Regions from separate parts of the Homo sapiens genome. Here regions 2, 3 and 4 are each linked to region 1. The links are chromatin loops, found by intact Hi-C in ENCODE. Cell type or tissue: mammary epithelial cell. All regions are shown on one strand. Region 1 overlaps VSIG1 (V-set and immunoglobulin domain containing 1). Region 2 overlaps FRMPD3 (FERM and PDZ domain containing 3). Region 3 has its middle 9.3 kb from the start of RIPPLY1. Region 4 overlaps TEX13B (testis expressed 13B).

Evidence for each region. A loop is a pair of places that touch in the nucleus more often than their neighbours do. Peaks named below come from ENCODE experiments on the same cell type or tissue, not always from the same donor. Only the 100,000 strongest peaks of a DNase experiment are listed, where the experiment ranks them.
Region 2: a loop joins it to region 1, with 4 times the contacts of the local background. A loop is called at or near these places in 5 of 110 quality-filtered maps.
Region 3: it touches region 1 in a loop (4-fold over the local background); 9 of 110 quality-filtered maps call a loop at or near these places.
Region 4: it touches region 1 in a loop (12-fold over the local background); 10 of 110 quality-filtered maps call a loop at or near these places.

The regions. Positions count from the first base shown.
Region 1 is chrX:108,068,400-108,076,399 of GRCh38, reverse strand. It overlaps VSIG1 (V-set and immunoglobulin domain containing 1), which reads right to left. Exons shown (of 7, transcript NM_182607.5): 4 at 3,568-3,723; 5 at 3,031-3,150; 6 at 182-323. Among named protein-coding and RNA genes, the nearest start is that of PSMD10, 19 kb to the left of the region's middle. In mammary epithelial cell, a CTCF peak has its summit at 4,189 (motif pointing right); DNase peaks (open chromatin) are centred at 3,469 and 5,279; H3K27ac peaks cover 1,294 bases.
Region 2 is chrX:107,534,792-107,542,791 of GRCh38, reverse strand. All of the region lies in intron 4 of FRMPD3 (FERM and PDZ domain containing 3), which reads right to left. The region is part of intron 1 of FRMPD3-AS1 (FRMPD3 antisense RNA 1); the gene reads left to right. Among named protein-coding and RNA genes, the nearest start is that of FRMPD3-AS1, 7.0 kb to the left of the region's middle. In mammary epithelial cell, CTCF peaks have their summits at 69 (motif pointing right) and 4,777; no DNase peak of the experiment used is centred here; H3K27me3 peaks cover 291 bases.
Region 3 is chrX:106,890,037-106,898,036 of GRCh38, reverse strand. No RefSeq gene overlaps it. Among named protein-coding and RNA genes, the nearest start is that of RIPPLY1, 9.3 kb to the left of the region's middle. RefSeq lists an enhancer at 2,858-3,382. In mammary epithelial cell, a CTCF peak has its summit at 3,506 (motif pointing left); DNase peaks (open chromatin) are centred at 2,716 and 3,456.
Region 4 is chrX:107,974,046-107,982,045 of GRCh38, reverse strand. It overlaps TEX13B (testis expressed 13B), which reads left to right. Exons shown (of 3, transcript NM_031273.2): 2 at 1-377; 3 at 487-1,182. The coding sequence ends at 966. It also overlaps the pseudogene LOC112267910 and the pseudogene NLRP3P1. Among named protein-coding and RNA genes, the nearest start is that of TEX13B, 4.3 kb to the left of the region's middle. In mammary epithelial cell, a CTCF peak has its summit at 3,144 (motif pointing right); no DNase peak of the experiment used is centred here.

The sequences.
Region 1 (8,000 bases):
GCCTGGCACACAGCACTCAATAAATAGCAGCCATCATCATTCTTTTTTAAATTCAATGAGAGTAAACAGAAAGATACCTCTGATATCTTATACTAAAAGGAGTGCTTAGGAATTGATGACTGAAAAAGACATGCCTGAGAAATGTTTGTATTCAAGTAAAGACAACAAAATGAAGGCTTACTCAAGTTCCGCGATGGTCTTAGAATTTCTTTCTTTTGCCTTTGCTTTTGCCTTATTCCTTGCGAAGCACACAACAGAGATGATGATGGCGGCACCTACCAGGCTACCAATCAAGGCCCCAACAATGATTCCAACTTCTGGATCTGAAGGATACAAGCAGCTGGTTAATAAAGTGGAATATATTGTCATTTTATAATGTGTGTTTGTGACTAGTGGGGAATATCAGGGCCATTCACATAGTGGGAAAATGACTTGTATAGGCTAGGGAAATGGAAACCCCTAGAACTCTGTCATTTGGACTCACAGTGGGAGAAGACTATTGACATTTGTGCACATAAAGAATAAAATGTGGCCAACTTGGAGGAGGTGGGGTTGCTTTTGAAATGGGATTTAGAGAAAAGAGTCTTGAGACACCATGGAGTTGTGATCTGGTCACTAGAGATAAGCCTCTGTTACAGGCAGGAACATTTCACTAGGCTTTCCCAGAGCACAGGTGAAATTGGTCCCTAAAAACCTCCCCCATGGCGTCAATGCTTACGAAGGAACCTCATGCACTCTGGTCACTGGGAAGTGATATGCCCATTTTGATAAACAGGCATCTGGTTTATTGTCTCGGTCTATGGACAAACTTAATGAGTGGGACATTATCCAGCTGAGCACCAGACCTTCAAGCCCTGAGGTGTTGTCTCTGGAAGACCACATCTGGGTTATAAGCCAACCCAACCCCATCTGCCTCCCCTCACACAAGGATGGACACCTTATATTTTGAGCTGCCTGATAATAATTCCTTTAACTTTTTATGATTAAGAGAATATAAGTAAATAGTTTAAAAAGTCAAATAGTTCTACTACATGTCTCACAAAAACAGCAGTTCCCTGCCCGACTCCTTCCCGTTTCTGAGTCCCATTCACGAAAGGCAACCACTCTTAACTCTTTTTAAAAGTCTTCTTGCCCCCATGTTTTTATTATGTTTGCTCTGATATGTCCTACCTTTTTTCCATTCCATCATTTTCTTTCAACTTCGTACCCTAGAAGTTGGAGATTGAGCTCTTTTACACCACTCCCCTCACACCCACCATGTTCTTCCAAAATAGTTATATCACAAGTTTTAGTTAAATCCAAGTTTGCAGTAGTATGGCTATATAAATATTGTTCACAGCTGAGGAACACAGTATACTATGATTCTTTCTTGTACAACATTTACAAAAATTTTCCCGGAGGTTAATAATTGCTTCATTTGGGGATTAATAAATGCATTATCACTCATCCCGAAATTTCCAACAAAACCATTAAACTTCTTTCAATTGATTCAAACATATCAGATGATATATCAGTTTCTTGTGATTTTTCCCTCAGAGACATGCCATGTGAAGCCCTCCATTCTCTTCCCCCATCATGACCTGGTTGCTCTCCTAAGCCTGCTGCTCTACCGTCATGCTTCAGCTTTCCCATTTTATAGATGATGAGGCTTTGCAAGTTCCTTCAAGATCCTGCTCAAATAGCACTTTGTTGGTAAAGCCATCCCAGTTCTATAAGCATAATTTTCCTCCCTTGGTGCTCTATAGACCCTGTTCAGACTTCTATTATAGGATTTAGCATGTTTTAGTTGTGTTTGTCCCTCTAGCTGAACTGTGAGCTCCTTGAGTATAGGACATACATCTTCTTTATCTCTGTATCTTTATCACCTAGGACAGTCCCTGGAACACAGTAGATATTCAATAAATATTTGAGGAAGGAAGGAAGAAAGAAGGGATGTGGGAGGGAGAGAGGAAGGCAGTGCTGGACATCATTGGAAAAAAGACTAGAAAGGAAGCAATGCTCAAGTCCAAATCCTACATATCTCTACATCTGCAGTATGATTGTACCTCTGAGAAGGCAAAAAGATATTGAGGGAATTCTAAAGAAAGATAACAGAAATGATGCAGGAAATATAGCTGAAAGTGATATGAGAATAAAGGAGCAAACTTCAGGAGAAATAAAAGGAAGAAAGTTCAGGTGCATAGGAAGAGCAAAAACCCACTGGAACTTGCCATCCCTGGATATGGCATATATTAAAATCACAAATTCAAAGTAAGTTTGAAAAAAGATCCTAAGTGTTATTAAGTGATCCTTGAGATGTTTGGTGAGATATTCCTTGTGAGGAGTTGCCCCTGGGTCAGCTCAATTGGACAATTCCAGGAGTCTTAAATCTTACACTCAGAGAGTGAGTAAGCACCTTCGAATAGGAAAATTGAGGTTTAGAGGCATCCTGGCTCTGCCAGTTACTAACTGGATGACCTTGGGCAAGTCATTTACTTCCCTGAGCTTCAGTGTTCTTTTCAGCAAAATGAGGCCGACAATAGTCTGCCTCCCTAGATAGGGGTGGTTGGGAGGAAAGAGTGAGATAATACTCAGCATAATTCATGCTCCACAAATAGTAGCTACCGTGATTGTGGGTACGAGTGTTATTATTATAATACTATTATTATTAGTGGCAGATCTTTGCAAGGTATATGTTTGTCAGAGCTACAGTGTCACCTGGATTTACCAACAGCATCACAAAGAGAAATTCAGCCTGCTGTTATCAGAAAGGCTTCTTTTTTAGTATTGAATAGTAATACCTACCTTCTAGCGATTTTGTGAAGCAAACAAATTGCTTTTTGTAAAGGATTTAGGGCAGCATATGGCATATATTATTATGTGAGCATTAGATATTAGGATGGTCATTCATCATATCAGCCTGTATATAAAGCACACAAATCTCCAGAGAAGCAGGAAGCACTAACTGGGGATCCTAACTAATTTATTTGTCTGACAGGCCCAGACTACTTGATTTAAGGAGAAACCGTTAAAGTTGTATGGTCAACTCACGTGAAGAAGTGAGATCGATTTCGCAGGAACTATTGCCAAGTCTGTTGATGGCAGTACACTGGTAATAACCTTGTTCAAAATTTGTCAGATTTCCAATGACCAAAATCCCGGTGGTTGGGTCTGTTGAAACCAGGGAATAGACTTTTGAGATCTCTTCTGTGCATACAGATAACATCAGTGTAACAGATCACTCAATGTCCACCCACTCCCCCATATTGGCCTCTCTTTCTTGAGATGTTCAGGATTCAACTAGGCCCCTCAGGACTGTTCCAGTGCTAACTCACCTGGGACCATGCCTGTTCCCTACATATTCACCATCTCTGAGCTGGCTTTTAGAATTTGGGGAGTAGACCAGAACACAATCATCGTGTTGGGAGACAGGCATTCTTTTTACATTACCAGCCGCCCCCCTCCACCCGCCACCACTGAGAAAACAAGAAGATTGAACTGTAAGGTCAAGCAGCCAACCACACACTCCTGCTGTCATCCAACCACAGACACCAGGCCTTTCCAGGGTCTACTGCAGGTTACACTTACTGAAGTTTTCTTTCACTGGCACGATGTCTCTTCCCTCAAGTTTATGCCAGTAGTACACAGGGGAAGGTGTTCCAAGCGCAGAGAGACAGGAAAGGGAAATAGTGTGGCCAGTTTCTGGTCTTCCTTGAACGCTACAAAGGGGCTTAGAAGGTTTCACTGTAAGGCAATGACAAAGAATAAAAATTCTTTAGGATGAATGGCATTCTGTGACAATTGCAGTCACTTCCTCACTTTCATTTTGAATAATATGTGTGTTTATTTATTTTTAAAAAAAATTCTTGGCCAGGCGCAGTGGCTCATGCCTGTAATCCCAGCAATTTGGAAGGCCGAGGTAGGTGGATCACCTGAGGTCAGGAGTTCGAGACCAGCCTGGCCAATGTGATGAAACACCATCTCTACTAAAAATACAAAAATTAGCTGGGCGTGGTGGTGGGCGCCTGTAATCCCAGCTACTTGGGAGGGTGAGGCAGTAGAATCACTTGAACCTGGGAGGCAGAGGTTGCAGTAAGCCAAGATCACGCCACTGCACTCCATCCTGAGCAACAAAGTGAGACTGGGTCTCCACACACACAAAAAAAATTATTAAAATGTATGTTGGCAGTTTTCTGCTTGCACCACCAGGTGGGAGTAGAGCACTTCAGGTGCAGGGCCCTTCTAGTCAAGAGGCCATTAAGATTCAAATAGTGACTCCTCTGTCTGCCTCCTCCTCAGATTTATAACCATGAATTTCCGCATTGTGTCTTAAAATATGCCTTTATTAAAACAGCCAAATATAAGCAAATACTAAATGACCAGGAATATAGTTTATGCTTTAAAAGCACAGTTTTAAAGGAAAATAGAATCCTTAAATACTCTGAGATAACCTATTATTCTTTTTAAAATATTTAATGCTGTATTTCTCTTTTCTCTCATGATTATTTTCTTTTTTTTTTTTTTTTTTGCATTTGTTCATCTGTGGGTGACACAAATAGTTGAAAGGTTTAAATTTGCCTGTGTGCATCATCAGTAGGGGAAGTCCATTTGGGGGGTGCACGCTACTCAGCACTGAAATATTTATTCATCCTTCACTCAGCAAGCACCCATGCCTTCTGTGGGCCTGGCATGGGACTAGGCACCAGGAATTCAAAAGTAACTTTCACACAGTTCTAAAGTGGGGTGGGAGAGGGATGAGAGATGACTTTAGAGAGGGGAAGAGGCCTCCAAGACCACAGCAGGAAGAACAGGTTTTAGGTGAAGGGGTGACAAGGAGGAAGGGGTACTAATGAGGTCAGTCCGGGACATAGAGTTTTAGCTGCTTATGAAAACATGTCAGGGGAGAAGTCCTGTGGGAAGCTGGGAATCTGAATCTCCTCATTCATCTTACTTACTTGCACGGTTTATTCTATCTTACATATCTTATACATTTATATATCTATCATATCTACATATCTATCTTATATCTCTTATCTTAGATATTTATTTTATATCTATACATCTATCTTATACACCTTATATATCTATCTTATATACAGACAATGATGTAAATTTCTATACTTTCCAACTCACCTTGCTTATCTTCATTTTGCTCTAGAACCCTTTAAAGCTTAGGTTCTCTAATTTAGGTGAGTTAGACATGAAATGTGTCATATTACTCAGTCCTACAGCTCTTACCTGAGACGCAGTGGTTAAGGGCACAGCTCTGGATCCACACAGAATACGGGCTTTGTAACTCTACCCTGGATCTGTATAGGCAAGTTACCTAACTTAGCCAAACCTCAGCTGACTCATCTGTAAAACGTGACTAAGAGATTATCTAACCTCTGGCTGATCCAAGTATTAAATACAATAATAAATATAGGGCCTAGAACCTGGAATTTCTGTTGGCCACAGCAGCACTAATTCCTGCTACTAAAGTTACTCTCCCATTGACTTCCGCTCAGTTCAGCCTTCCCAGACTCTCACTATCTGTACACAGGTGCGAGAAGACAGATGCATATAGCTATAATTCTTAAACAGTTTACTAGCCCTATCTTTTAAGCATGTGTCTTTTTAATTGAAAGGAATATCCTTCTACTTAGTTCTTTATTCTTTCTTATCAAAGATTTTCTCAGGTAGGAACAACTTGTTGGATGTGCCTATCCTAAACTAAGCTATTTAACCAGAAGTCCATTGCAGCTATCACTAGATTTAGATACTGCCTTTTTAAAAAGATGGCTATTGTATAGCCTTTACAGCAGAATAGAACAATTTGAACAGAAAATTAAATGGGGGTGTTTCATCACAAAGTTGGACACCAGGACTTGAACTAAATTATGGCAAAAACCTGGAATGACTTGCACTCATTTCTTGAGCCCAGAATCAAACCCAGATAGGCATTTTTTTTGCTTAGAATATTTTTCTCCTTTTATTTTTTATTAACAAAACATTTAGTGAATCACTTTGAACCAAGTCCCAAACCTATATATTTTCTAAAACTACTGACCCAGGATTGAACTGAAATTTCATCCAGTTAAAGTCCCCAGTGGAACTTGGGTATTTTACTGGCAAAGCCATTGATCTACCATTTAGCTTTATTGCTTTCAACAGAATTGGGGTGGGAGGAAAAGGCTCAGCTCAGAAAAAAAAAGAAAAAAGAAAAAACAAAGTGCTTCAGTAGGTTCTTAAACCTTCCCTAAATCAATCATTTTCTTTTTATGTGCCAAATTGCGGAAGGTAGATGATGCTCATTCCAAATGCACACAAAATAATTATTCAAACTTGATCTGGGTATTTTTCAGAGATTAATTTTCCAAGGTTGTCATACCTAATGGAAAGCTCTCAAATGAATGGCCATCCAAACCACCTGGTTCTTTGCCCATTGCTGTTTCCTTCACCTAAACTGTGCCTTGCCATCTCAGCCCCTCTTCTTCATCACACACTCTTGCACATCCTTCAACATTCAGCACAAAAGTCACTTTCCTCAATAAGCCTTCTCCAATTCCTGATACAGCTTTTTGCCCTTTCCCCTGTGCCCTCATAGCTCTCCTCTCATACCTCCACTGAAAGCTTTTATGTTACGCGTCTGTCTCCTTCACTAGACTGAATTTTAGAGGGCTAAGACCCTATCTTTTACATTTCCCCATGTCCATTGCTTAGCACAGTAACTGGCACGTGTGCTCAGGGTTTGTTAAATGAATTCATGCATGAACGAGTAAATGCATGGGATTGATGCTCACTGCTGGGTAACAAAACATCTGAAAGATACATTGCTATGAGAGTCATCTTTAAGGAAATATCAACACCTCTCCCCACAATTAACCTGTCTCTCTTACCCACCTGTCCCCATCTTGCCTCACCTTTCAGTCAGGGCAAGCAAAATTGTCACTCATATACAATGAGATTTGAGAATTGCAAATAGTCGCTGCAATTTTTAGAGAAAATTAGCAGTCTCAAATTTTCCAAAAAGCCTACATTTGGAGGAGGCCTTTGTTCTTTGCCCAATTAACAAAAACAATATTTTTTAGAGTTCCTAAACAAACAAGGAAATCCACAGACCCTTCTGCCTCTTACCTTGTCTGGATCCTGGCTGCTTAAGGAAAAGTCATGACACAGAGCTATCTGACACAAAGACTCATGGGAAAAAACACCTCTGAGATGAAGTGACCCTCAACTTCTTATGGAAATTGATTTGGGATCCTCTGAGCTTTAAATTTAAGAATATTAACCTTCTTGTCTAACTTTATCTCAGGGCTATTTCCAAGCTCTGAGATGAAGAGACTTGGCTTCTTTAGATTGTTTCTGGTCAGAACATCCCAGAACCAGGAAGCAACAGAAAATCATTAGCTAATCCCTCCAGTTTTTGAACATTTAAAAACCCCTTTGATCTCCAGTATTTCATTTTATAGGTAAAATAACAAAACTGTTCATAACAAACCTGTAAAGAAGACAGGGCAGAAATTATAACCCCATCTCACAATGGTCAGAGAAAGGTGGACTGACTTGTATAAGGTCACTGAGTACAGAGTAAGATCTAAAACTCAGGTCTTCTGAGTGCCAGTTTGATGCTTTGGCATTTATAGCACATCACTTAGTTCCCATGTATATAACTAACTAGTTGATATGGTTTGGATCTGTGTCCCCACCCAAACCTCATGTCAAATTGTAATCACTAATTTTGGCGATAGGGCCTGGTGAGAGGTGACTGGATCATGGGGGCGGATTTCCCCCTCGGTGCTGATCTTGTGATAGTGAATGAGTGCTCATAAGACCTGGTTGTTTAAAAGTGTGTGGCATCTTCCCCTCCCCTTCCTCCTGTTCCAGCCATGTGAGACATCTTGCCTCCCCTTTGCTTTCTGCCATGATTGTAGTTTCCTGAGGCTTCCCAAGAAGCTGCTATGCTTCCTGTACAGCCTGCAGAACCGTGAGACAATTAAACCTCTTTTACTTATAAATTACCCAGTCTCAGGTATTTCTTT
Region 2 (8,000 bases), 530 kb after region 1:
TCCCTGCCAGCTGGGAATACGTTAAGCTATTATCTACCATTTACACTGCAGTTGAGATTCATTTACCCAATCAGCCACAGGAGGGCAGGGCCCTAAGATACACATCAGAAACAAACGTCCTCATTGTGTCTTGGGCCCTGGTCCCAGCTGGCTCTGTCAGAGCCAGCAATCTCATTCCCACAGAGGGGAGATTGCAAAAAACCACTTCTTTCACCTGAGTCCAGCAGGAACTCAGGCAGTGAGTGTCAGTCCTGGCTGCATAGTAGAAATGCTGGGAGGAGCTTTTAAAAATCCTGAAGCCCAGGGCCCACCACAGACCAATTACATCAGAATTCCTGGGGGTGAGGTCTGAGCATCAGTATTTTTTTCAAGCTTCTGATGATTTCCAAATGCAGCCAAGATTAAGAACCATTGAGCTAAAGGAACCTTAGACTTCTCATCCTGAGCCAAAGGGGCAATTTGTTGGCAGCAGACAATATAGCACAATGAAATCCAGAGCTGGAGATCACTGCAGAAAGTGATTACAGTATTGATTATACATGGAGTTGATAAATGCCTTTGTGTGTTGCACAGCCTGGTGCTCCAATCCTGAGCAGGGGCTGCAGGCTGAGGCAGAAGCAAGAGAAAGGGGCAAGATAGAAAGATCTGTAGCTATGCTCAGGCAGCTGTGTTTGATTCCATCTCCACAGTCATCCAAAGTTCCACCAAGGTGCCACAAACATGAGGCAAGTGGAATCTTTCTACCTGACAGTCACCTCTCTTCTCTGCCATCATCTGCCCTCAGATGCCTGCATGGCACAGTGTGTAGAACGAGGCATCTCTAGAGACCTGAATGGGCCATGCAGCTCAACCTTCATTTTTCACATGTGAAACAGAAGCCTGGGAAGAGGATATACTTTACCCAAAGTATTGAAATAATTGAGTAGCAGAGCCGAAACCAGAACCCAGGTTTCCTGAGCCTTTGCTTAGTGGTTGTTCCCCCACAGCAGGCTAAAGCTGGGAGTCCTTTCCTGATCTTTCATCCACTGGTTCTGGTTCTACCTTGGTGTTATGTAATGGACTCAAACAAATGAAGAACCCCAACTGGTATCCTTTTATGTATTCACCACAGTGAAGAGGGTGGCATCCTTGCTATCCCTACCAAAGATGCAAGATTAGATCCTGTCCTAGAGAGTTTCTGTTTGTACCACTGAAAACCAAAGATTCAGTTAATTATAGGCACAAACCACAAAGGAGGAAATGAAATTGCCAATATTTTCAGGGATTATAATCATTTCCAGGTGTCTGTTTCAGAGTTATTTTCAGCTTGTTTATACTTCAGTCCTCATTGACCCTTGTCCTGTTGGTCTCTAAGATTCCATCCTATTCTCAGTCTTCAGCCTTGATGCTGGTGACTCATTCATTGCCAGCTGGTCTGTGCTAGATGTCATGGAGTCACATCTAGCCTTATGCTCAGACACAGGTGAGGCCTGCTTTGCAGTGTGATATGAGGAGCCTCTCAGAGGCCTCCGTGTCCCAAAGCATCTTCAAAGCTCAGCTCTGGGGCTTGAAGTTCGTAATATTAGGGGCACTCCTTTGAATTACAATGTTGAGAATTGGGAAGGCCCGGGTCAAAATGTGAATGCGGTAGCAGGAAGGCATAATACACTTCAGGGGCCAGCAAATTACAGGCCTACATAGGCCAAATCTTGCTCACCACCTGTTTTTGTAAATAAAGCTTTACTGGAACACAGCCGTGATCTTCATTTATGTATTGCCTATGGCTGCTTTTGTGCTACCACATATGGCCTGCAAAGCCTAAAATACTTATTATATGGCCCTTCAGAGAAACAGTTTGCCAACCTCTGCACTAATTCATAACCATGCACTAACCAGCTGTTTTTAAAACGTGCCTGATGATAAGAATCACTGAGGAGTGCTTGTTAAAGCACAGATGCCTAGGCTCACACCAGATTTTAAAAGTTAGAATCTCTGGAAGAGTGGGGCCCAGAAATTGACATTGTTGAAGAGATCCCAATCCATTAAGCATAGATTAATTGAGCACCTTAAGGCTGGAATGTTTGAGCTCTTCACTGACCCTATTTTTTTCTCCAAGCAGCTGGGAATCTCACTTTGCAACAGGCACCCTTTCTGGCTAAAATGAATTTTGGCTTGAAACATGGGACTAGAATTGCTAAGTACCTCTGGGGCCACTGCAAGCTGCTTGAAGCAAATATGAAGCCAGCAGCTTGGTGGAATAAGGAATAGAAGAGAGTCTGCCTTTCCCTCAGTGCAGAATTCAGCAGCTGGTTATTTTTTGACCATTTTTTAAATTTGTTGTCTGTATTAGTACAGATGTCAGGGTTGTGATCACTCAAATCTTGACCAAAGTCAGATATAGGGCCAAATATTTTAGAACAAGATAGGGCCCCGCTTTGGTAACTGAAAAAAAACGAAACTCAGCTTCTTGAAGCTTTGACTGATTTGCCCTTCTGGCTACACTGCCTTTGACACCTGAGCCTACTTATAACCAATTCCTATAGCAACCACTGTGGGAGCCTAGGACAATGGAGGACCATCCTGGTTTCACCAGATCACTACTAGGGGAACCAGGGGGCCTTCCTTCCCACACTCAAGACTGCCTGGACATGAACATATCCTCTGCCTGACTTCCAAAGCCCGCCACAAACTACACCTGACTCTCTAACCACCTCTCTCCAAGATCACCTTTTGCTGCACTTGGTAGTTCTATCCACAGCTCCCTGCACACACTGGGCTTGTTATCATTCCTGGACCCACCTCACGCTGTTTCCTCCCTGTCCCCATCCTTCAGGGTCTAGAGTGTCCCTTTGACTAGCTAAATGCCATCACTTTACAGCTTAGTTCAAACTCTACCTTTATCCTCAATCCTTCCCCAACTCCTCAATTCCCCTTCTTGGATTTCCTATAGTACTCCTGTTAATCCACACTGCCATTGCTCACATCCCCAACCAGGCTGTATAAGCAGAGATGCCATTTTATGTTAATATGTCTCCCCCTAGTACCAAGCACATAGTAGACATGGCATAAAATATATTAGTTGATTGCTAAAATTAGTAATGAATTAGTTCATTAATTCAGCATATATGGTTGGAGTATCTACCATCTGACAAACACTATACGTCAGGAAGCTCTGTAGAAAACCAGTTTCTCTGAGGTGGTTCCCATTATTTTGGCTTTCTTTTTCTGGGCAGGTGGCTCCAAGCAGAAGGGATTCCAGTTCTTTAAGTACAGGCTGTTTTCAGAACCAGAAAACTGGGTTTCATTTGAAACAGATTGTCTGTACTTGCTTTATCAGGGTCATTCTTGGTCATAATCCGGTACTTTATCCGTTTAAAAATATTTACTGAGTGCCTACTGTGTGCCAAGGTCTAAAGATTTCAAGATTAATAAATATCCAGTCAGTCATGAGGACTAGTTGGTAATTCAAAGATTAAGGAATACCCTTAAGTACACAGAAGCTTATTAAGTGGCTATCTATGCAGTATGGTTTGAGGGGCCCTGGGAAAGAACTCCTGTGACCCCTCTCCCCAATTGTCTGCCATGCTATGAGTCACTCTTACAAGGAAAATGTCATCTGAGAGAGACTCCATATCAGAATCATTTGGTGAGCCTTTTCAAAAGACCAATACCAGGGCCTCATCTCCAGAGCTTCTAATTCAATGAGTCAGGGCAAGAGCCCAAGTATCAATATTTTCATGTTTTCTTTTTTTTTTTCTGTCTCTGCTGCTCGAATGAATCAGAAGTGACTATTAATAGTTTTCAGAGCTTCTCAGATGGTTATAATGGATAAACAGGGTCAAGAACCATTACCAGGCCAGGTGTGGTGGCTCACGCCTGTAATCCCAGTACTTTGGGAGGCCAAGGCGGGCAGATTACTTGAGGTCAGGGATTCGAGACCAGCCTGGCCAACATGGCGAAACATCGTCTCTACTAAAAATGCAAAAATTAGCCGGTGTAGTGGCACATGCCTGTAATTCCAGCTCCTCGGGGGCTGAGGCAGGAGAGTCACTTGAACCCAGGAGGTAAAGGTTGCAGTGAGCTGAGATGGCACCACTGCACTCCAGACTGGATAATAGAGTGAGACTCTATATATATAAAATAAAATTACCAGCCACAGTATGTAGGAGTAGGTATTAGGCCATTATCAGCCACATAATGTAGGAGCTATTAATAGAAGGAGACTTGCAGATTGTCTGGTCCAGTGGTTTTTTTTTTTTTTTTTTTTTTTTTAACAAATATAGATTCCTAGGCCACATCCTGGACCTATTAGGAGGTTGTCTTCTGGAAGTAGTGGTAATCAAACTTTAACATGACAAGAGTTCTGTAATAGGTAGCAGTCTCCTTGCACCCATGAGATGCCAAGTGCCTGCTGTGAACACAGTAGTATTTTCTGTGATGTAGGGGGTATAACATTAAACACATATTGGGGGTCTTCAAGAAGCTTTCAGTATAGCTAAAGAGAGAAGATCTGTCAATGGAGACTTGTTAAGGTGGTTACGTTCTATGACATTTCCATAAACACTGAATTAGTGAATACTGAACTGTTGCTCCAATATTTCACATAAATTATGGTGTTAAAATGTAAAAACAACTCATCCTAGTAGCTTCTATGTTCTTTATTTTACAAAGAGAAAATGAAGTTCAAAAGTGTTAAGTGACTTGCCTGAGGCCACTCCACTCACAGGTGCCAGAGTCAAGATTCAAACCCCGTCCAACTGGCCCCAGAACTGCAGTTTCTTTCTTGCACTACACTGCACTGCCCCCTATCGTCTTCATCCTCTGATTACCTCTGTATGAGATCTGACACAAGAAGGCAGAGCATCACCTTGTCCGACCTCGGCTGGGAACGTGTGCATGGGGTAAATCAAAATTTTCACACTCTGCACATGTCTGCAAATGACCAGGAAAGTGCCGTGATTATTGATTTTGGGGGTTATAAATAAATTTTTGGGAGTAGGCAAATTTGCAAATAGGGAATCTGCAAATAATGAGGATCGACTGCACATGTAGGTAAGGCTGACATTCAATTGGCATGCACTGGGATGGCCATACCAGTTGTAAAATACAGAGAGATTCTTTCACACTGATTGGTAAATAGGCACTGCCCTATGCTTCCTGGATGCCACCTGACCTCTCCCCCTGGACCTCCTTACAAACGTAGATCAACTACAGGGTTAACATCTGGCACAACTAGGAGGCCTTCAAGATTCTGCTCCGGTGTTATTACTGGCTTATATTTTGACTGGATTGGCTCCTACTGTACAGGTCATTAAATGTTTTGACAATTAGCCCCGTGTGTGTGTACTCGTCCACTTCTATGCTCCAAGGATTTAGAGAGCACAAGACTGAGAACTAGAATGTAAGCTCTGTGAGGGCAGGGACTATGTTTGTCCTGTGCACTGCTATATTCCCAGCCTAGAAGAGTGTCCAGAATAGTAGGTATTTAATAAATGCTTGATGAGTGAATGAAAAAATTAGGGAAATGCTCATTGAGATTAGTCAGGCAAAGCTGTTTGGAGAACATGAGTATCAAACAAGGTCTTAAAAGAAACAGACATGTATTAGAAGAGATGTGGAATAGCAAAAGGACAAAAGTCCACGGGGCAGTAAGACCTAAGAAGGAAATGTACCTAAGAAGGAGAAGGAAATCAGCCTGGCCGCAGCAAAGGGGCCATGGGTTGGGACCTGCAGAGTAAGCAGAACAGGGGGTAAGAAAATGTTGGAGGCACTGGGATGGGAAAGTCGAGATAGAGATTGGGGTGAGTGTTACGCCCTTTATTCTGCACCTAAGTTTGGACACTTGAGTTTTGTTTAGGTTGCTTTGTTGGCTAGAAACTGGGTTTCCTTCCTTCCGTCAACCAATATTTATTAGCACCTACTCTGTGCCAGGTGCTGGGGATACAGCAGTAACAAAACACAGTCTCTACCCTCATGGAGCTGACATTCTAATGAGGGACAGAGACAATAAACATGTAAATATAATATCTCATGGGAATGTAAAATGGCACCGCCACTTTGAAAAACAGTCTGGCAGTTTTTTAATAGGCTAAATATACACTTACTATTTGATCCAGCAATCGTACTCTTGGGCATTTATCTCAGAGAAATGAAAACTTATGCCCACAAAAATCCTGTACACAAATATTATAGCAGCTTTATTTGTAGTAGTTCAAAACTGGAAACAACCCAATGCCCTTCAACGGGTACATGATTAAACAAACTGGTACATCCACACCATGGAATACCATGGGTACTACTCAGCAATAAAACGGAACAAAATATTGATACATGCAACAAGTTGGATGAATCTCGAGGACATTTTGCTAAGAGGACATTTTGCTAAGTGAAGAAAGTCAATCCCCAAAGGTTACATATTATATAATTATATTTATATATTATTTTTGCTTGTTTTTTAGAGAAGTGGCCTCGCTCTATTGCCCAGGCTGGAGTACAGTGGTGCTATCATAGCTCAAAGCAGTCTCCAACACCTGGGCTCAAGCAATCCTCCTGCCTCAGCCTCTCAAGTAGCTGGGACTACAGGTGTGCCCTACCACACCTAGCTAAATTAAAAAGAAAATTTTTAGAGACGAGGTCTCATTCTATGTTGTTCAGGCTGATCTCAAATTCCTGACCTCAAGTGATCCTCCCATCTCAGCCTCCTAAGTAGCTGAAATTCCAGACAGGAGCCACAGTGCCTTGCTTCCATTTATATAATATTTTTGAAATAAAATTAGGGAAATGTAAAGTGGTTGACAGGGATTGGGTGTAGGCGGTGAAGTGAGTGTGGTTATAAAAGGACAACACGAGGAATCCTTTGGGTGACAGACTTGTCCAGTGATTTTTTTAAGTTTTAAATTTTTGTGAGTACATAGTAGATATATGTATGTCTAGGGCACATAAGATACTTTGACACAGGCATGCAACGTATAATAACAATATTATGGTAAATGGGGTATCTTTACTGTGTTGGTGGAGACATAAACCCACATGTGATAAATTCATATTGAATCATATACATACGTTGTGTCATTGTTGATTTCCTGGTTTTGCTATTGCACATAGTTTTTGTTCTGTTTTGCCTTTTTTTTTTTTTTTTTTGAGATGGAGTCTCGCTCTGTCACCCAGGCTGGAGTGCAGTGGTGCAATCTCAGCTCACTGCAACCTCTGCCTCCCAGGTTCAAATGATTCTCGTGCCTTAGCCTCCTTTGTAGCTGGGACTACAGGTGCGTTCCACCATCCCAGCCTAATTTTTTTTGTATTTTGTGTAGGGACAGGATTTCACCATGTTGGCCAGGCTGGTCTCGAACTCCTGGCCTCAAGTGATCAACCTGCCTCGGCCTCCCAAAGTGCTGGGATTACAGGTGTGAGCCACTGCACCCAGCCTATTGCACATAGTTATGTAAGATATAACCACTGGGAGAAACAGGGTAACAGTACATGGTATATCTCTGTACTATCGTTGCAACTTCTTGTGATCTACAATTATTTCAAAAGAAAAGTTAAAAAATATAATATTTCAGCTCTGATGAAAAAGTAAGCCATATCAGAAGATAGTGAAGGTAGATGCTATTTTAGAAAGGGTACTCAAGGAAGGCTTCTGCAAGGTGAGATTTGAGAAGAACTGACTAACAAAGTAAACCCACATTGGGTCTCTGATCGCAGTAGTAAATTCTAACCACACATCAAGCATGTTTTAGTGGGAGAACTGGTGGTCATTTTCAAGACAGGAGGTTGGGAGGTTGGGACTGACTGCCTACTGCCCACTAGGCAACTGCACACATGCAGCAAAGTGGTGGGGAGGGGACTATTGGTAACAACAATGGAGTGGTGGGGCTTGCCTGCCCAGAGACAAGAGAACTGGAACTGAGAAAGGCCTATCTGCCTGGGACCATTGTGTGTACATATGTGAGAGAGCACATGAGTGCGTGTATATGTGAGTAGTGTGTGTATATGTATGGGTATGAGTGGGTGAGTGTATG
Region 3 (8,000 bases), 1.2 Mb after region 1:
AAATAAAAATGGAGCTATCCTGGTGGAAGCCATAATGGGGGGGGGGGGCCAGAATTCTTATGCTGGTGTCTTCTCTCCGGTAAAGTAGCTGTCTCCACCCCTTTCTGGGAGGCACTTTCAAGGATCCCTAGACTGTGGAAAACACAATTTGGAAACCACTGTTCCAAGGGTTAAACCAGGATTGATTTGAAGTAGAAGGGAGATTAATTAGTACTTCAAAATGTCCAGTGTTCTGTTTAAAATCCTTGTTTTGGGTCCTAAGCACCCAGCATTTCACAGCTCAAAAATTGCTCGAATCCTTATACCATAGGTTATAGGGATTTAAAATCCTTGGAATCCCAATATCCTTGGTTTTAAGGTATTATATAGCATAGTATTACAAATCCCTAAATCCTCAGGGATTTAAAGATCCTAAAACCCTTGGAGCAGTAATTCGTAACTCAGAATGGGCTCTTCTCATTTTCCAACCCCGCCCTCCTTACTGCACACTTGCTGTTGTTTACTGGGCAGACATTTTGTCTCGCTGTCCTCTCCGTCCCCTGTCCTGAAATGGCTTCCAGTCCTCTTCCCCATACGTGGTTGCTAAGTCATTGGAATTCACTGTTCTGACTAATCAGAGCTCAGTATGAGTTACTTTGTTATGGGCGTTTCCAATCCTTGTGCCAACTTCAACTCCAGTGCACAAACTCAGGAGAAAAATCTCTGTGCAAAACTCAAGAGTCCTTCCTCCAGCTCCATTTGGCTGGCCCATCCTAGTGTCCCAGCACTTCCCCATCCTAGCACTGATTTCCTCCTGTTTCTCCCACCTTGTTGCAGCAGTGAGAGAACACATCTGTTGGGGTGAGGCTGCATTTGAGCTGGGCTTTGAAGGATGGGCATGAGTAGTAATGGAGGGAGAAAACTTTTCAGAAAGAGGCAGCACTATGAATGCCTTCATTAAACAATACTTATTGAGCACTTACTATGTGCCAGCCCTTAACGTTGTAATGATTAGGAGCATGGGCTTTGGAAGCAGATGAACATGGGTTCAAATGCCTTTTCTGCTGCATGCTGGCTCAAATCATAGGCCCACTCCCCTCAAGTGTCAAGGTCAGCTCTCTGCTCTTAACCCTTTCACTACAACCTCTATAGTTTTTTGTTTGTTTGTTTTTTGAGACAGGGTCTCACTCTGTTGCCCAGACTGGAGTGCAGTGGCACTTGGCTCACTGCAACCTCCGCCTCCCAGGCTCAAGCAATTCTCCTGCCTTAGCCTCCCGAACAGCTGGAATTACAGGTGTGCACCACGACGCCCAGTTAATTTTTGTATTTTTAGTAGAGATGGGGTTTCATTATGTTGGCCAGGCAGGTCTTGAACTCCTGACTGTAGTTCTTTATTGTGTCACACCTCTTCCCCACACAGCACATGCTCATTAAAATAGTCGCCTATTCTCCTTTGCCTCAGCACGGAAAGCCCTCTGCCTACCCAGTGGGTGTTACAAACCCTCACCTCTCACCCCCTCCTCAAAACTGTGCCTGTGTGACCCATCTAGTGGGTAGATACATTGTCTCCTTTCCTCCCCACTTCCCTTTTGCCAAATGGTGGCCAATCCCCATCCCAAATAAGGTTGTTAGCAGACCTGAATCCACTGTTTTGGCCTATCAGGAACATGGTGTTGGTTCCTGTGTTTTTGGTTTATCCCCTGGCTGGCAAGGCTCGTGACAACCTCCATGGAAACACAGAAACCCAGATACAGAAAGCCAACAAGGAATGACTGCTCTGACAGCGGGTGCCACAGCACTTGCTACTGACGTTACACCCATCATCTTGTGTGGTACTTGTAATCACAACAGTCCTAGAGATAGGTCTTATTATTATCCCCACTTATTAATGAGAAAACTAAGAGTTAGCTGGGTTTCTGTGCCTGGGTTTGTGTGCCTGCATGGAAGATGCTACAAGCCTTGTCAGCAGTGATTAAGTAAAAAATACAGGAACCAACACCAGGCCATGACAAGTAAAACAGTGAAGTCAGGTCACCAGTTTACAACAGGAGACTGGAGAAGAGAGGAGATGAACTGTCTGTCCACTAGAGAGCCATAAAGTCACAGTGCGGGGTGGCAGGGGGGCGGGGGAGTAGGAGGTGGTGACACCCACAGGTGTGGGAGTGGGGCTTTCCCTGTCCAGAGAAGACTAGACAATAGGATACCTAGGAGGATAAGAGTTAGAACAGCTGATAATTCTGGAATTCTTGTTATGAACCTTACATGGATTAACTCCTTTAATACAACAACTTTGAAGGATAGGTACAGTTGGGAAAACTGAGGCTTAGAGTGGTTTTTAAAACTTGCCCCAAATCACACAGTTGGTAAATTGTGGCACCTTCTAAGCGTCAGGCTTTTTACACATTTTACCTCATTGAATCCTTATGGCAACCCTAAAACTCAAGCACTATTATTTTCCTTGTTTTATGGATGAGGAAACTGAGGTTCAGAGAGGTTAAGGAATCTTAAGGTCACGTAATTAATAAATGACCGATCCAAGATTTGAGAGATGACAGCAATTGCTCCAGGTTACATTAATGGTAAGTGGCAGAACTAGAGTTCAGGGCTGCCTGACACCAGAGCCCTGTGCTTTCAGGAGGTGGAATCAACAGGGTTTGCTGAAGGATTAAATCTGTGGGAGGGCAAGGGAGAAAAGATTTAAGTTCTGGCTGCAGGGAAGTGAGTCAGAGGATATGAAGAACTCTGGGCCAGGGGCCAGGAAACACTGAGGGCCTCTGAAAGGTGTCACTGAGGGAGGAATGTTTGGGGACCTCCTGCCCGGCAGTGGCAGGCTCTCACAGCACCTGGGCTGTGGGCACAGGGCTACCAGGGGTGAGAGGGGGATGAGGGAATTCTGTTCCTGCCCCTCGGTGCTGTGCTGCCTCAGAGTGGAATGGGCCCTGGCTGGGCATGTCTCACTCTGGCTGAAAAGTGGGAGGAACTACCAATTGCTGAGCTCTCCCGTTCTATCCCAGGCACTGTGCTTGGCACCACACACACTTTATCCTGAACTGGGTGGTGGTGGTGGTGGGGCATCCTAATGTTTACAGATAAGAAACTGGGACTCAGAGAAGTGAAGTGACCTGTTAGTAGCACAGGCAATGAGTGGGAAGCTGGGGTAGAACAGGACAGTGCGACTACAGAGTCCTGGCTCTTAACTACTAGGCTCCTCCTTCCCTCCTCCTTATTCCCCCAGAGAAGCCCTGAAAGTCCCTTAGGGCAGGCAGCTCACCCTGGCCTCCTGCAGCCTACGGGGAAAGAAGTGTGTAAACTGTCACAAAAAGGCATTGCTATCCCCATCACTGGGGACACCTTGAGGCCTGGGACCAAGTGTGAATTAAAAGAGGTTGAGGGAGAGACCAGGAACCAGCTGGAGTCAGGCTCTGGGTTTTTCTAGAAGTCTTCCATCCAAGGGAGAGAACAGCGGCCTCCAAGTCCCTAGCGATTCAATTCGTTTTCGCTAACAGCAAGACAGGCAGCCCCCTCTAGTGGCTGAGCTCTAAACCTACAGCACAAAGCCCAGGATGAGCAGGGCTCATCCATCCAGAGGATTCTATGGCCAGCACTGTTTTGTACCTGGTGGTTATAGGGACAGACTCTGGATTTAAACCAAACCTGGGTTCAAATACTGGCTCGACTCCTTGTTAGCTAAGTGACCATGAGAAAATGTCTCTAAGCCTTAGTTTCTTCATGTATAAAATAGGAATGATAATAATACCATTTTAACAGGGTTAATGTAAGAATTAAATGAGACAGCATATGTAAGGGGCTGGCAGAGTACTTGGCACATTACAGATGTGATAGAGACATGCACATATATTTATATATACATGTACACACACTACTATACATTGTGCATAGGTGTATATATGAATGTATACACATCTAATAATTGTTCTTTTTTGACACATGCTATCATAATAGTCGTCACCACTTTGACTTCCCTTGCCTTTCCCATCTGATATGGTTTGGCTGTGTCCCCCCTGCCCCCAATCTCAAGTTGAATTGTGGTTCCCATAATCCCCACATGTCATCGGGAGGGACCTGGTGGGAGGTAACTGAATCATGGGGGCGGTTACCTCATGCTGCTGTTCTCATGATAGTGAGTTCTCAGAAGAGCTAATGGTTTTATTAGGGGCTTTTCCCCAATTTGCTTGGCAGTTATCCTTGCTGCTGCCATGTGAACAAAGACTTGTTTGCTTCTCCTTCCATCATGATCCTAAGTTTCCTGAGGCCTCCCCATCCCTGGGGAACTGTGAGTCAATTAAACCTCTTTCCTATAAATTACCCAGTCTTGGGTATGTCTCTATTAGCAGCATGAGAACAGACTAATACACTATCTATCTAGCTCTACTAAACCCTGGTGCCCCAATTACTGTCAACACACTCCCCTGAAGCTTATGGGAAAGACATGGGCTAAGATACTTGCTTTTCTCCATGCACACTTTCAAGAATCTTGGACTGCACATCTTTGTCCTTCAATATTCTGGGAATGTTAATAAGCTTGCTTTACACAGGTGCTACGCTCTTTCTGTGTTTCAAAGCAACTTTACCTCCGTGATCTCATTTGAATCTCTTAATACTCCCAGTACTCTCATTTTTTTTCATTTTGTTTTAGATACGGGGCCTCACTGTCACCCAGGCTGGAGAGTAGTGGCTCAATCATAGCTCACTGCAGCCTCAAACTCGTGGGTTCAAACAATACTTCCACCTCAGCCTCCTGAGTAACTAGGACTGCAGGCGTGTGCCATCATGCTCTGCTGTTTTTTTTTTTTTTTAAATAGAGACAGTGGTCTCATTTTGTTGTCCAAGCTGGTCTTGAACTCCTGGGCTCAAGCAATCCTTCTACTTCAGCCTTCCAAATTGGATTACAGGCATGAGCCACTGTACCCGGTAACATTTTTAAATGAGGATATTGAAGATGATGACATGGGAAATGACTTGCTCAAGGTTGCATAGCAAGTCAGTGCAGGAGTCAGAACTAACCTCCAGAATCTCGATGTTGAGTCCAGTGCTTTCTACCAACCCTTGCAATCGTCCAGGGCCTTAAGCTCTGACTAAATATGAAGCACTTGTAATCCAGGACAGAACTTACTTTTGAAGGCCACACCACTACACTTTGACACCAATCTCCTGCTTCTACTGAGGCCAAGGTTGTATCTCCAGGAAACTATCAAACTATGATTCTTTACCTATAAGAAGTGGTGCCATGTTGCCAGGACTGGTGACCCAAGACAGCTACATCTCCGAAACATGCAAAGAATACAATTAAATGTTAGATGATGGGTTTGCAGAGAGGTGAACATTATCTTTTCAGCCAAGCTGCATGCACTGCTAAAGAATTAGCTGCTGTCCTGTACTCACAGCCAGCTTGACTTAGCCACTCTTTTTGTGTTGGACATAACCATCAGTGTCTCAGAAGGGCAGCCTTGTCCCTAGTCAGCACAAAAATTGGGAGGTGTTGATGCATGTCAGCAGCATGGGTCCTGATGGCAGCATCTGTTTGTAGGCACTGAGAGAAGCAGTACGATAATAACTCAAAGCTCTCAGTGTCATTTGATATTACTTTGGGGGCAGAGGATGCAGGCTTGGCTGTCAGTAGCAGTGGCCGTGTTTTCTCATTCTAACACACTGGTGACAAAATGAGCACTGCTGAGATAACAAATCATAGAGCCCAAACACCCTCTCCCTAGCCCCCATGTGACACTGGCAAGCTTGGTTCTGCTCAGAGGGGAAGCTTGTTACTTCCTTCTGGAGTGTTGGATCTCTGGGTGGCACTGAATTTTTCTTTCTGCTATCACTTGTTTTTTACTTGCTCATCACCATGGCAACTCGAGAGCGGGAGCCAACATTGAAATCAATCTCTCCCCAATAGACATATGTGGAACAGCAAGTGTACTCCCTCTCTAATATTAGGGAAGCAAAACATTTTTAACCCTCTCTCCGTGCTTCAGCCTTGGTCCGTGGTGATAGAAAATACTTTCACCTGCAATTTCGGGCACCTTTGCTCTTCCTGCATGGGAGTTTCCAATCTCATTGGTCTGAGGCCAATCATTGGGCCACAGCTCACCAGTGACTCAGGTCATTACAGTGAAAAGAATCATACACATCTGTGACTAGATAGCCGGTTCCACTTGCTGCTGGATGATTGGGTCAGGCCAAATTTGTTCTGAAGACTTTAGCTTCTCAGATTCAGAGTGAAGGGAGTAGCTTAAGCTGCACTTTCCAATCAATTTTTTTAAACCAAAGAACCTGCAACAGAAAGAGGAGAACAAGGTTACCAAGCCTATGCTGAATTCTCAGATCAAGCGTTTATTAATAAATACTTTGCTTACTATTCTACTATTGCTCATTATACATATAATTTTCTTGGTGGGAAGGGTTGAGGAGAAGGGTAAGATTCAGGAATTCAGGAATAAAAACTCCAACTTGAACCCACAACATCTAGGAAGGTTTGCCCAAGGTCAAAGTCTTGTCCCAGCCTATGTCTACACTGGGCAGAAAGGATGCACGTGTTCAATTTCCTCACCTTCCACTGATTTCTCGAGGATTTTGGGAGTACATCCAATTGAAAATCAAATTTTATATTGAGCTTTCAGTAGTGTGTAACTCTTGCACGGATACCGAGACGTGACCTGCCCATGTAATGAAATCGTTAGCCTGGGAGTAGGAGCTTTGCCTTGGACTAACAGTCAAATTTCCCCCTGCTCAAACACAACCATAGAAACTTGAGTACCAAAACGTTCTTGGAAAACTGTTGACAATTTCCACGTGTAAGAAAGCCCTGAAATAAAAAGCCATTCTTTGTAAACTTAGCAGATTTTTTTGAGTGGATATTTAATATCTTCTGAGATGGGGGCAGTGCGCTGGGAAGGAAAGGGCACCAAGCATCAGGAGACTGACTCAGGTACTTGTTTAGTTCTGTCATTTATTACTTGTTCAGTCCTCTAATACGTTGGACAAGTGATTTAATTTTCTCATCTCTAAAATGGGGACAACCTTTAGCCTATCAACCTCGCAGGTTTTTGGGAATGAGGTTCCAGTATATAGTTATATGATTAAACCACTCAGAAAACTGTAAAATGTTACATAAAGTTGTATTTTATAAGCACTGTGAAAAGAACTTCAGGATAATAGTCTGCCTTTCAAAATGCAGACACAAGCGCTATAAATTTCTGGGAGAAACCCTTGGCGATCTTCATAGAAGTCATTCATGCAAATTGCTAGAGAAGCTAAACCTCATGGCTTCACTTAAAAAGGTAGTAGAAATAGTTTTTGTCTGCCCACCTTTCCTGGATACCCCATTTCCTAATCAACTTGGGGCAGTTTTCCAAGAGGCCCTGTATGTGAAACTGTAAATGTGGGAGCAGTAACTTTGCCTGAATTACTGAGAGTGGTGACATTTGGTGGTTGCCATTGGCAATAGCTTACAAAATCTGAAGTTCACATTATTTCTCCGAGGCTAGGCTGCTTGTGCATTTGAGTAACACGAACATATTATTTCATTCTTTTTTTTCTTTTTTTGAGACAGTCTCACTCTGTTGCCCAGGCTGGAGTGCAGTGGCGCGATCTCGACTCACTGCAACCTCCATCTCAAGGGGGCAAGCAATTCTTATGTTTTATATAACTCCAGAAAATGTCCAGGCGAGCGCCAGCATGCCCAGCTAATTTTTGTATTTTTAGTAGAGACGGGGTTTCATGTTGGCCAGGCTGGTCTTGAACTCCTGACCTCAAGTGATCTGCCTGCCTCAGCCTCCCAAAACGCTGGGATTACAGGCGTGAGCCACTGCACCCGGCTACATATTATTTCACTCTGAAGGCACTCAGCATGTTAGTAAAATTGACTTTTTTTTTCCTACAAACAACTTTAAGGATTCATACTATTTAAACTCCAAAAAGGTAGAGGGAAATTTTCAGTTTTTTTTTCTCTAAAATAGTGGAAAAACTTACAAATAATCCATAAGAGAATAATTCCAGGCACA
Region 4 (8,000 bases), 94 kb after region 1:
ACACGAAAGGCCCCGAGTTCTACTTCGAGAATATATCCTTATCCTGGGAGGAGGTGGAAGACAAGCTCAGGGCCATCCTGGAGGACAGCGAGGTGCCCAGCGAGGTCAAAGAGGCCTGCACCTGGGGCAGCCTGGCCTTGGGTGTGCGCTTTGCCCACAGGCAGGGGCAGTTACAAAACCGCAGGGTGCAGTGGCTGCAAGGCTTTGCCAAACTGCACAGATCAGCTGCGCTGGTCTTGGCCTCAAACCTGACGGAACTCAAGGAACAGCAGGAGATGGAATGCAATGAGGCGACCTTCCAGTTGCAGCTAACCGAGACCAGCCTTGCGGAGGTGCAGAGAGAGCGGGACATGCTGAGATGGAAGCTCTTCCATGCCGTAAGATCCCCCGAATGGTCCCTGTCCAATGCCTCTGCCCTGCCCCAACCTGTCCGGACCCCCTGCCCTGTCCCCAGAATGTGTTTCAGCTCTGCCTACTTCTCTCCAGGAGCTGGCACCTCCCCAGGGACAGGGCCAGGCTACAGTGTTTCCAGGCCTGGCCACTGCCGGAGGGGATTGGACAGAAGGAGCAGGTGAGCAGGAAAAGGAGGCGGTGGCTGCTGCTGGTGCTGCTGGAGGAAAAGGAGAGGAGAGGTATGCAGAGGCAGGGCCTGCCCCCGCAGAGGTCTTGCAGGGGCTGGGAGGAGGCTTCAGGCAGCCCCTCGGAGCTATTGTAGCAGGCAAATTACACCTTTGCGGGGCAGAGGGAGAAAGATCTCAGGTCAGTACAAACAGCCATGTCTGTCTTCTCTGGGCTTGGGTCCACAGTCTCACTGGAGCCTCTTCCTGTCCAGCTCCCTACCTCATTCACATACTCATACCCATGCCCTTTGTCCGCCTTCTCAGCCATACCCAATATACCCCCTTCACCAGCAAAGGTCACAGAACGGGTTCCAACTCAGATGCCTTTCAACTGGGGGGCCTCTGATGCTAGCCTGTGGTCAGATGTGGAGGCCCAGGGAATAGACCCTCAAGAGCCCCCAAGAGACAGGAGAGACTCCGAACTCCATCAGCAGAGAAGACCTCCAGTATATCGCAGGCCAGGGAACTGGGACTGCCCGTGGTGTAAAGCTGTGAATTTTTCATGGAGGGAAAATTGCTTCCTCTGTGGGAGGCGAATCTGGCTGCAAAAGCCTCAGTAAATTCAGAAATGTAAAATAGAACAGAAATATATCTCAATGGGAAATCAATCTTCAGGGGGAGAGGGGAGAGGTGGGAGGGGGATTGGGTGGAGTGGGGGAAAGGGGATGAGTGGGAAGATTGGACAGTAGGGGGGCGGGGAGGCGGGGTTGTGGGTGGGAGGATGTAGATGACAGGCAGGGAGAGACATGTTTTAATGACTCCATTTGTATTTCAGAGTATTAGTAGTCAACACTCCAGAACTACTGCAGTTTTTATTTGTGTGTGTGTCTCTAGCTCCCTATCTTAAGTATCTGTCGGACCTGGGCAGTATGTAACACCTACACTCTCTCCCTTCATGTAGGCTTTAGATAATTGGAGCAGGAGTGGATATTTGACCAATCCTGAGCCAAATGAATTTTTACGTTAGAAAATCTGAACAGACAGGCAGATTCCACAGTCAGAATAGTGTTGGGCAATGAAGCAGTGGGTCACTTGGAGTTGGGGCCAGGGTCACAGCCATGGACACCAAGGCCATAGCTGAGGCCTGGCCCTGGCTGTGGGGGAACAGAACTGGATGCTTTACAGAGTCAAGTGTCTTTTAGAGGACGCCAGTATGAGGTTTCAGGGAGCAGACAGGCATAGAGGAGTTCATCCTGTGACTACAGAGAGATGGAGAGGGTAGTGATGGCCCAATCACTTTTCACTTCCTGTAGTTGTGCTACAGGAAAATGTACTTTACACAGATCCCCTTTACTTTAAACTAATTTGAGTGAGTTTCTGTTCTGAGCAACCAGATTATTTCCCAGTCAGAAGTTTGTACCAGAAGAGCAATTTTGAACAAAAGACCATTAAAGAAAATGGTGGGACTGGCTGGGGAGTTGCATCAGGGTGTGGTGAGCAGTGGAGATTCCTGAATCCCAAGAGTTTCCATGAATGAACTGGATAGAAGTTCATTCATGCTCTGAGTGAGTTATATCACAAGAAACAATCAAAACAGGCCCAGGATGAACCCCAGGTTCATCCTGACTCAAATCAACAGCAGAGATTTGCCACCCCTAAGGGAATCCCTTAGGCCTACCTACAGAAGACACCAGCACCATGCAGGTGCAGACTGCTATGACTGTATGGCCCCATGACAGGAGAATCCTTTCCAGTCCCCAGTGAGTAGAACCAGGGCAGTCAGATCTGAAAAGAGAACTGCCACTGCCAAGGAGGTGAGTCAGCAACTGATAGTGCTCAGAGGGTTTGCTGGTCTAGACTATGAGCCAAAGCATGGTGCCATCTTGAGAGATTCTCTCCCCCAACCCACCACCATGATAAATGTGGGAGGGAAATCTGGCTACAAAGCTCTCAGTGAATTCAGAAATGTAGAACAGAACAGAAACATATCCCAATGGGAAATCAACTTCCAGAGGGAAGGGGTGAGGTGGAGGAGGATAGGAGTGGGTACGGTAAGGGGGTAGGTGACGGGTTAGTCTGCTTCTCTCCCTCTGATGATTGTAAGTTTTGTTGACGGGGGCTACATGTATGTTTTAGCGCACAGGTGGAAGGATGAGAAGGGGCTACACCTGGACCAGACTGAGACACAACTGAAGGAGCCCTGGATATTGCCCAGGATCTGTGGACCTAGAGACTAAGAAGCTGTCATGGCCCTGGGGCATCTCTGCTGCAGCTAAACTTGATTTTTAGGTTTTCTCCTGTTGGGGATGAACAATAATCAGGATTGAGGGCCAGGTTCCTGGCCTGCAGTTTCAGAAATGTCTTTGGGTTTCTTTCTATATCTCTAGGGCAGGGTTTCTTAGTCTCAGTACTCTTGACATTTGGAGCTGGATAATTCTTTGTTGCAGGGGGCTGTCCAGTACATTGTAGGATGTTTAGCAGAATTCCTAGCCTCTACCCACTAGTTGCCAGAGCATCCACCCCCTCAGAGTCCCAGTTGTAACAACCAAAAATGCCTCCAGATACTCCCACATGTCCACTAGAGGGCAAAATTGTCCCTGGTTGGAAAATGAGGTACTTAGGAGCAGTCAGAACGGCAAGAATTAGGAGAAAAAGGTCAATAAAGCTGAGGGGCCCTCTCAGGAGCTGAAAAGTATCCACTGGGTCTGGCATTTACTTTGGATCTTCCAGCAGATCTAGGGGAGCGGCAAGGGCAGAAGCCAAACTGCGGAAGTGAGGAGTGAGTGAGGATGATGTGGAGTCAGTGAGGGAGGCTCTTCCTCAAGGATTCTTGGTTGTGAAGGGAAGGATTGAAGTGAGATACTCAGTTGAGAGAGGATTTTTTTTCTTTAATTTTCTTTTTTTTCCTGAGACGGAGTCTCGCTCTGCTGCCCATGCTGGAGTGCAGTGGTGCAATCTTGGCTCACTCCAACCTCTGCCTCCCGGGTTCAAGTGATTCTCCTGCCTCAGCTTCCTGAGTAGCTGGGACTACAGGCATGTGCCACCACGCCCGGCTAATTTTTGTAATTTTAGTAGAAACCATGTTAGCCAGGCTGGTCTCAAACTCCTGACCTCAGGCAATCCACCTGCCTCAGCCTCCCAAGTGCTGAGATTACAGGCATGAGCCACCGTGCCCAGCCGGTTCTTTTGAATATGGGAGAAATCTGAGCCATGGAGAAGGAGATAGCTGAAGAAAGCTTGAAAATGCAAAACACTTGTGAAAGAATGTGGTAGATTTTGCATACTGTATTGGAGGCATGGCCCCTGTATTGTTAAATGAAGAAAAAATCATATGACAAGGTTGCTTTTGTTTTTGTAAAACAAAACTCCCCAAAGTTCTGTGAGTGTGTATATGAATGTTACAAATTTATGTATTTATGTTTGTCTTACGTTACAGTTTTATGTTTGTGTAAGCATAGAAAATGGTCTGGAAATATATTTAGCAAACAAGGTACCTGGGGTGGGGGTGGGCTCAGGGTCAGGGGATAGGAGGCAGCAGGGTATGGGGATATAGGGTGGGATGGGGTATGGGACAGCTGGGTGGAGGGCTTTTCTTTCTTTATATACCTCTGTGTTATGAAAGTAAAATAATTATTCACAAAAATACAAAAATAATGAAGTGAATTTACTGGCTTGGGTGGCTTGCAAGGGCTGCCTTTTCCTCTGGAACAGGAGGAAAGAAGAAGAGCAGACATTGATCTATAAGGCAAAGGGGTGTGAAAACAAGGGGGCACCTGCTTGTGTGTTTGTGTTGTGGACAAAGTGCTTGGAAGTAAGTGAAGATGGAAAGGCAGGGCAGGGGTGGGATCCTCTTTGGGTACTTTGGGGAATAACTACGGGGTAAAGGTGGGGAATGGAAGGAGAGAAAAGGATCGTCAAGCTGCATGGAGTAGGATAAGACCCAACTGAAAGAAAACTAAGGGGGAGAGCAGTGGCAGTCTGGGAGGAAAAGAAAGTTGGGGTGGCAGATCCAAGTGGGGCAGCACACCCAAATTTCTCTCTCAGGTGTTACAACCGTCCACTTACTCATTACAGCAAAACAGTACATACAAAAGGGGAAAAGGCAGGACGGGCGGGTAGAGTTCTGGGCCTGACTCCTTCCTGCCCCTTCTAGGCCTGTAGCATATCTCTTCATTTGTTGCTCCACTGTGGCGAAGCTGAAAACTAGCTATATTTTATTTTCAGGTCAATCAGCTGGGAGTGCAATTTCTAGAAACCTAATCTTTACCTGCAAATACCTAAGAGTTTAAAGCAAAGTTCGACTTACTTCAGGTCTTTGATTTTACAGTATGGAGTACGCAGTGCTTGGCAGAGCAGGTGTAGCTGACACACTGGCAAACTGCGCAGCTGAAAGGACCTAAAAGAGATGAGGAAATAAAAAGTAATTTAAAATAAAACTTAAGTAAAAGGCTTATTTGGCTTTTGTTACCTTGCTAGTAGCACTAATTTACCCCTTCCCAAAACCTTGAGACGTATTATCCCATTTTGCAGATAAGGAAATTAGGGCACAAAAAGTAATCTGCTCAAGGTCACATAGGTAGGTACAGAACTGAGGTCATTACTCAGGTCTGAGTCCAAAACCATGTTACTATGTGCCAGGCACTGAGGTAAGCACTTTATTTTCACAAATTATCTTATCTGGCCCTTAATCCAATAACAAGTATTATAATCACCATTTTCCACATGCTCTGAGTCGTCAAGTGACTTGCCCAAGCTAACTTTACAATATAACTGGTTCTTGGTTGTCGGTACTAATAGAAGAATTCATAACAATAATTAAAAACCAGGAAAGCTCAATAGTAAACTCTTACATAGCCAATACGCTTGGGAAAGAAGAATGTTGGGTTAAATTTTTGATAAGAGTTTAAGCCCTCTGATAAAGGCAATAAGGGTTATAGGGGAGGACGCCATCTAAGGTTGACTTTCTGGAAACCCAGAATGAACCAGAAGACCCTTTGTTTCCATCAGTGTTTCAACTTTAAATGTATTGGTCCATTATTTTACTTTATAATATACAACTGGAATAAGGCTGTATATTATATACATATACAGAATTGGTCAAGACCTTGTAGACAAGGTCTTTCATAATTCTGAGTCCGTTAAACCTCTCTTAAACTAGAGAGGGAAGGAACTAGAGGTCCTTCCCTCTCTAGTTCCAAACACAAATTCTTGTTAATGCCTCCCTCCCTCTCATTTCCCTCAAACACACATACCCCATGCTCATTTCCACCTTTATGCTATTCCCCACACAAGAAATACAACTATAAGGGACACAACTTGAGTTATTTCATTCCTCAAGTGGAGCTTTCTGCTGACCCCTCTCCTCCCAGTCCCCTGCCCCTCAACTGGCCTGAAAACTAAGGGAGAGGCATTATCAATCTTAACCCAGATATTGAGAACAGACTTACAGCATTTTCTAGATAACACAGGTATAAGTCTTCTTTGCTGCTTTAGTCAGTAAGCCAGTAGGACTGTATTTTATGGTATACAGAGTCCATATTATAAAAGTAACTTACCTAAGCCTCTTTCAACTTCAGCTCATGACCTTCTGTGAAGTTGCAAGCTCTGATGGAAATAACCAGGATTTATAGCAAGATAATACAAGAGTGTACCTCTGCCCCTTACTAACCTGAAGTTCCTTGAGGCCTCAGTGATGAAGTATATTTAGAGGAGAGTGACAACCAATCAAATGTTACGTTTATACCTTTTTCCAGAATGGTCATTACACCAAAATAGCAGAGTCTTCAACTTGATGACCTTACATGCTCATAACACTTTAGAATTACAAACCACATCCACACAGTGACAATGAATACTAATACACACACACACACACACACACACACACACACACACACTGACTACTACAGTGCCTGTTGTCTGGGAAGGATAAAAACTGGAGGAAAGACATGGATATACGCACTGATTAAGTGTTAAGGCTGGTGGCACGAATGTTGAGGCTCACTCTTCCTCCTCAAATCCAAGTAGGTGCTGACACTTCAGAGACACTGACAGGTGACTGTGACTGCTTTTTACACAGAAGGACATAACCAGAATGTCCATTTTTGTATAGGTAGGTTGAAGCAGTATAATTGACTGTAAATCATCAATTATCCTTTTTGCATATTCTTCTTCCTGAATCTCATACAAACAGTGAAACAGGTCCACCGGCTCAATCTGTAACCTAGAAGACTTATCCTTTATTTCTCTCTCAGTCCACTTCAGTAACTCCTCTTGAAGTCCTGGGGAAACTTTTCTTCCAAAAGTAGTTTCCACAGCCTTTCCTTTTCCTTTATGTAAGAGGCCAAATAAGAATTATATCATTAGTGATGAAAAACCTTTTCCATATTGTTGGAACATTTCTTGCCACATTTTCTCTGCTTGATAAAAAAACATCCAGCTATTGTCATTCTTCAGGGCATGGAAGACAGCAGTCAAGAACTCTTGGAAACTGAAGTGAAGGAAAGTGTAGACACTGACAGCTCCTTCAGCCTTTTTCAAAAAGCGACTGAGAAAAGTGCAGTTGGTATCACACACTCCTATCCCATGTCTTCTGAGGTCACTGACTGCAAACAAAACCTGATGATTTTGCAGACCCTCTGCAGCCAAACGGCAAAGACCCCACAGGCAACTTTGTCCCTCCCATACTGAGATACCTGTAAGGGTTTTGAGGCACTTGGAAAAGTAGAATAAATACACATCAGTCATGGTCTGAAGTGACCTCAAGAGAGTCCTGTCACCATCTCCCTGTGACTGCAGGACATTGCATATCATCCAGGAGACGATGGGAAGTGAAGACATAATGTCAAGGTCTTCATTCTCTCAAAGATCATAAAAGACTTTCATTGTTGTATTAGCACCTGAAAACTGGCTCAATAAATATGCTCTCTTTTCGGTATCTGTAAACCATAATATCTCTGCCTGGATAGGTTGTTTTAACAGAGAGTGGAGCTTCTTCATGGCTGTAGGCCGGGCAGTTATCAGGAGGGAGGATTCGGGGAACAGTTTTTTCCTCACAAAACTGCACAAGAGACTCTCTACTGGCCTCCTCTCCTGGGGGTGAACACTAAGATCCTCTTCTTGGTCACCAACAGGGTCCTGCAGCTCAGGAAATCTGTCGAGAATGAGCAGAATCTTTGGATATATGAGAATAGTGTCCAAGATTGGTCCATTTATATTTTGAAAAGTGTTAGTATAAGGTCAGCAGAACTAAGGTTAGCAATATGGCTGATTTCAATGCAGTTGACGTAGATGAGATAGTCACACCTGCCTGGAGTAACCGTTCCTGCTGCCCAGTCAAACATGAACTTGTGCACCACAGCTGTTTTTCCAGTCCCAGCACATGCCTGAAGCACCACAGTTCGGGGTGAGCTGGAGCCCTCTTCATTAGAATCAAATACA